Regions from separate parts of the Homo sapiens genome. Here region 1 is linked to region 2. The links are chromatin loops, found by intact Hi-C in ENCODE. Cell type or tissue: mammary epithelial cell. All regions are shown on one strand. Each heading gives the region's core, and the rest is flanking DNA. Links, peaks and the distances in the headings are about the cores only.

The links. Hi-C counts contacts between places; a loop is a spot of excess contacts. Peaks named below come from ENCODE experiments on the same cell type or tissue, not always from the same donor. Only the 100,000 strongest peaks of a DNase experiment are listed, where the experiment ranks them.
Region 1: it touches region 2 in a loop (2.3-fold over the local background); 1 of 110 quality-filtered maps calls a loop at or near these places.

Annotation. Positions count from the first base shown.
Region 1 is chr7:41,384,736-41,387,659 of GRCh38, reverse strand. No RefSeq gene overlaps it. Among named protein-coding and RNA genes, the nearest start is that of LINC01449, 280 kb to the right of the region's middle. In mammary epithelial cell, for the core only: no CTCF peak of the experiment used is centred there; a DNase peak (open chromatin) is centred at 1,449; H3K27ac peaks cover 1,909 bases.
Region 2 is chr7:41,225,361-41,228,284 of GRCh38, reverse strand. No RefSeq gene overlaps it. Among named protein-coding and RNA genes, the nearest start is that of LINC01449, 130 kb to the right of the region's middle. In mammary epithelial cell, for the core only: a CTCF peak has its summit at 1,717; no DNase peak of the experiment used is centred there; H3K27ac peaks cover 205 bases.

The sequences.
Region 1 (2,924 bases), core at 233-2,732, 160 kb before region 2:
TGGAGGTGAGCTGCGAGAGAACCAGGAGGGAAGGATGACTGGAAGACTCCACCCGACTTGGGCTGAGCAGAGGCCCTGCACACTGGGGAGCCTCAGGGCCAGCCCATGGAGGCCTGGCAACCTCCAGGTTGTCTCCACATGAGGGCTGGGCAGGGAGGTGACATCCTGTTACAACGTGGCAAGATGATAACAAAAAGTTCACAAGCAAAAGCAGAAGGTGGTGGCCAAACCTCATAGGAATTCTCTGAGCCAAGAAGTGTGGTCCCTGAGTTTTTATAAGGTGTTGGTGGCTTCGGACACAGGCTTTGAAGTAACCCTCAAAGCTACTGATCTGCCCTGGACACCATCTCACACTCTCAGCTTCCTGTAACTGCATAGTTTAACATGTTTTGTTTTCCTAGAAGCCTAATCTCTTTAAGCTGGGTAGGAGGCCTCTGTTTCTTCTTTAAATCCCCACAACACCTATAAGAGTGCTTACACAGAACAGAGTTTCAGTAAGTTCTTCTCTGATTCACACAGGGACTTCTTACCACAAAAACCTTACAGATCCAAGGCATTTTTTCCCTTCATAGATCCATGGGTAGTTCAGAGATAAAAGACAGTATTTTTATGTGTGAAAAACTGTCTTACTAAATGTCCCACTTCCTCGGGAAGCAATGCATTATTTTTCCCATCTGGCATATGCTAAATGGTTGTGAAAATACAGGAAGTTCCTGTGAATTTCCTCAAAAAAATCTTGACAGGCTTTGCACTATTTTGGACTATTCTGATTTGTATTATGACATTTAAACTGTGATAAAATAATATAAAACAATAAAATAAAGGAAAACCTGGTCAGACAGTATGAAGCTTTCCTCACCTTCTGGGGTAACAAGTAAGAACATGTATATAAACAAAAAACAAGAGTGAAAACAAAAATGAGGAGAGATCTTGTTTTTGAAATGCATGGAGTTGAAATTAGCTCAGACATTTTAAGTTGTTTTATCAACATTATAGGAACATTTGCTAAAATATTTGGTTTGTTTATATCATAGAATCATGGAGTATCTAAACTCTAAGGAAGCTTTGCAATATTCTAGTCCAGTCTTGTTTCATTTTTTTTAACAGATGAAGAATCACAAGTCCAGAGAAGTTATGATTTTCCAAAGGTCACACAGCTGGTTAGAGGCAGAGAAAATCCTAGAATCCAATTCTCATAATTCTTAGTCCGGTTTTCTTCCTGAAGTATTCCTGAAATATTTCCAATATAAGTGTTTACATCTTATATTGTAAGTGCATCATTTACCTGAATGGATGCACCTCCCAGCCAAGTGAGGAACCAGAGCCAATGAGAAGGTGGGGTCAGGAGCCAAGTGAAGTGGGGTGGGGAGGAGGTGAGAGCAGCTCCTCTTCTCTCTCACATTCTTTTCTCCTTACTCTAGGGAGCCACAACAATGGTGTAGCCTGGGGAAAGTCAGCAAGTCCTGTCCTGAAAGAAATCCACCTCCTGAGCCTAACTATCCTCACTTCCTGTCTACCAGCCCCTTCACTTCACTAGGGAAATGCCGTAGCAACTTGGTTCAGCACAGAGACTGCATTGATTCCCTTCCTGGCTCCCCCAGTTTGAGCTATGTGACCTTGGGCAAGTTACCTTACTTCTCTGTTCTTCCATCTTTTTCTCTGTAAAATGGGAACAATAACACCTACCTCACCAGGTTGTTGTGATTATTCAAGTTAACGTATTTAAGAGCTTAGGACATGCCTGGAACATATTAAGCACTATATAAGTATCTAATCAATAAATTCAAAATAAATTAAGCTTATTTTGTAGTGCCATGTCTATTTTCTTGAAATTTTCCTATCATTTCAGGGCTCTTCATAAGGCAATTCCTGTCTTGTGATCTTCTTTTTCTTGCCCAGACTCACTCTCCTACCACCAGTGTCACTGAAGTTCTTGGCTCAGAGGAAGATGCTGGGGCCAATCCAGAGAAGTAGCTTCTTACATAGTGTAGAACACAATGGCTTTCAGGTTTGAGGACACCACCAAGTGAGCTGCACCTGTAGTGCTCTGGCTGACCAAGGCAGGGGATATCCCAGCCACACTCATTAGCACTGTTCACCTAGCACCTCAGCTCTTGTTTTCTTCATCTATAAAAAGGTCCTTGGCTCTCTGCTATTAGGGAACCTCTGCAGGTATATATGTGTGTGTGTGTTTGTGTGTGTGTTTGTGCATGTGTGTCTTTGTGTGTGTGTGTGTGTGTGTGTGTGTGTGTGTGTGTGTGTGTGTTTAAAACTCAGAATCCTTTCTACACTATAGTTGCTGGCTTCTTTCTGTTGGATCTCCATGTAACGTCAGAAATTGCAGGAGAATTTGATTATATTTTTCTTCCAGCTCTTGCTAGCAATAAAAAGTGAAGACATCTTATTTTCTGATGATCTATGTAAGTACACAGGTATATCCTAAAAGAATAAAGGTCTTATTCATGAATTCAATCAATCAAATAATGTACACTAAATATGTTATATGCATCAATGGCTGCACTCTTTCATTGGCCTAAATTTGTTATGCTGATCAGTATAGGGTCTCTGAGCAGGAATCTAAGCCAGAAGTAGAAATGGAATGACTTCAAGGACCAGCAGAATGTCAATGAGCTCATCGTGCCAAGTAAAGAAAAGGTGTGAACAATAGAGAATAGTGAGACCTGTGGCAAATTGGTGACACATTTCCCAGCTAGTTATAATATAATTAAAAAGGGCCGGGCACGGTAGCTCATGCCTGTAATCCCAGCACTTTGGGAGGCCGAGGAGGGTGGATCACTTGAGGTCAGGAGTTCGAGACAAGCCTGGCGAACATGGTGAAACCCCATCTCTACTAAAAATACAAAAATTGCTCAGGCGTGGTGGCGCACGCCTGTAATCCCAGCTACTTGGAAGGCTGAGACAGG
Region 2 (2,924 bases), core at 286-2,785:
CAGAAAACAAAACATCATATGTTCTCACTCACATGTGGGAGCTAAGCTATGAAGACGCAAAGGCATAAAAATGATACATTGGACTTTGGGGACTCAGGGGAAAGGGTAGGGGGTATTGAGAGATAAAAGACAACACATTGGGTACAGGGTACACTGCTCGGGTGATGAGGGCACCAGAATCTCAGAAATCACCACTAAAGAACTTATTCATGTAACCAAACACCACCTGTTCCCTAAAAACCTATTGAAATAAAAACATTAAAAAAATTTTTAAAGACCAATCTTAGCCTCTATAATAGTGATGTTATCTATAGAAGCAACTGGGGAAGTCACAGATTACGTGACCTCTGGCCACATGACTCCTGAGGGATAAAGGATTGTAGAAACTACATTCATTTTGCCAGGTGTGGTGGCTCATGCCTGTAATCCCAGCACTTTGGGTAGCCGAAGCGGGCAGATCATGAGGTCAGGAGTTTGAGACCAGCCTGACCAACATGGTGAAACCCTGTCTCTACTAAAAATACAAAAATTAGCTGGGCATGGTGTCATGTGCCTGTAATCCCAGCTACTCAGGAGGCTAAGGCGGGAGAATTGCTTGAACCGGGACCCGGGAGGTGGAGGTTGCAGTGAGTCCAGATGGCGCCAATGCACTCCAGCCTGGGCTACAGAGCGAGACTCCATCTCAAAAAGAAAAAAAGAAAAATAAATAAATAAATAAACTACACTCATTTAAGCAGAATTTAGCCTCCTCCCATAATCCTAACCTTGTGGCCTTTCATTAGTTTTATAAAGGCAGTTTCCTCTTGGGAAGCACTATTATCATTCTTGTTTTTAAAGTTAAACTATAAACTAAATTTCTCCCAAAGATAGCTTGACCTGCACCCAGGAATAACCAAGGACAGTTTAGAAGTTAGAAGCAAGATGGAGTCAACTATGTCAGAATTCTCTTACTTTCATAATTTTGCAAAGGTGGCTTCATTAAAGAAGAATAAGGTTTTAATATATTTTTGATTGGTGTTCCAAAAGGAGCAAATGAAGGGGTATCAATATTTAAGAATATTTTACCAAAAGCTGATGAAAGATAAATTCATGTCTACAGAAACTGATGTCCCAAGGCAAAAAAAGGAATCCATCTATTAATACACACTTTGTTGTAAGATTAAAGTACAACAATACCAAGAGAATACCTTTAAAGCAGCCTGTGAGGAAAAACAAAAATAAAAAAAAAAAGATCATCAATGTGAAATGACATTTAGATTGACAAATTTAGACAGTTCCCAAATTATGGTGACTTGACTTACAATTGTTCTGCTTCATAATGGTGATGAACCAATGTGCATTCAGTATGTTCCTTGACTTGTGATGAGATTATGTCTGCACAAACCATCATAAGTTGAAAATATCCTAAGTCAAAACTGTGTTTTCAACTAGGATATTTTCAGTTTATCTAACCCCCATTATGATGTAACCCTATCAAAAATTGAGGAGTATCTTCCACTGTTCAATATGTTGAGGGAAAACACTTGTCAGACTAGAATCGTGTATTCAGAAAAAGTGAATGTTTAAGTATGACTGAAATAAAGACATTTTCAGGTAAGTGTCTTGTCATGAGCCCTCTCCCATCATCTCATCTGTTTTGCTTTGCCCTGTGTCTTCCCTAATCCATCCACCTTTTCACTCCCTTTGGAACCCAAGGGCACAGTTCTCTTTCACCTGGTAACCTCTGTGCTGCACATCCCATCTACTCCCCCACTGTCCAAAGACAAAATTACAACAATTTAGTTTAAAGATCTGAATTGTCTTTATTTGATATTCCAGAATCAGGCAACACTTTGTTCCATAATAAATGTTCCAATAAGTGTAGCACAGGAGATTAGTTTTATATTCGGAGAGGGGCTGAAGAAAGCAGGAACAGGAAGCAAACTGTGAATTGGTCATTTCAAAGTTACTTTAATGTGGGAACAGGAAAACAGAAGAATAGAGAAATAATTGATTTGTTAACATTAGGTTACTCTTTTTTTGTAAGGACTAAAGGCAATGGGGAACTTCATTAGCATGCCATTGAAACTGGCCTGTTTGGGAAATTTGGATTTGATCTCTCTCTCCTGATTTCTCCGAAGACCAGATAACTCAGTTTTGGTTTGGTGAAGAAGAACCTCAGAATTAATGACTCCATTTTAGTTTTTAGTCTGGTCTGTTGGGGCTAGTGCAGGAGCTTAGCCCACAAGAATGGCCTCCTTTAATTTTTATTTAATGCTTATTTAAGTGATTTTACTCTCCCTTGGGGGCACCACATCACTCAAAGGAGCTCAATCCCCCAAAACCACGTGTCTCTCGGTTAGGAGAAGCACTGGCCAGCTCCCCAGAGCTCCTGAGAGCTTCCTCTCCACTGCTGCACCCACCTCTCCCCCATCATACTCAGTTTCTGGTCACTTGAGGTCAGGTTGTCCAGTAGAAGCCTCCACCTTTCCCTGGACAGACTTCCTAGAGCTTGTTCTTATCCACTGAGGATGTCGGGACCAAGCTCACAGCCTTCCTCTTCCTGGTTCCTGCCGTCGACTCAAGTGACTTCAGGTTGTGCAAGGGCAACAGACTCAGTCTCTTCATCTCAAACATTTTCACCTTTAATGCACATCAGCCTCCCCTAGGCAGGGTTAGAGCCCAGGCCATCGCCTAACACCCCTTTCCTTTTGGTCATTTGTCTTTCCCTCTGTCTTCCTCCTTCATCTTCACGACATTTATCTGAGTCACTTGCATGACACTGAAGGTGAGCACCTCCTTATATTTTGCTCCCACAGGCTTTCTACCTGCCTCACTGTGCCCTGGCCACCATCCTGTTTCAGCTGCATTGTCAGTCTCATTCAAAATCAAGCCAACTGTGCACGAGCTCTGCTCCTCTGTCTCCTGCTGGAGATAGATCAGAT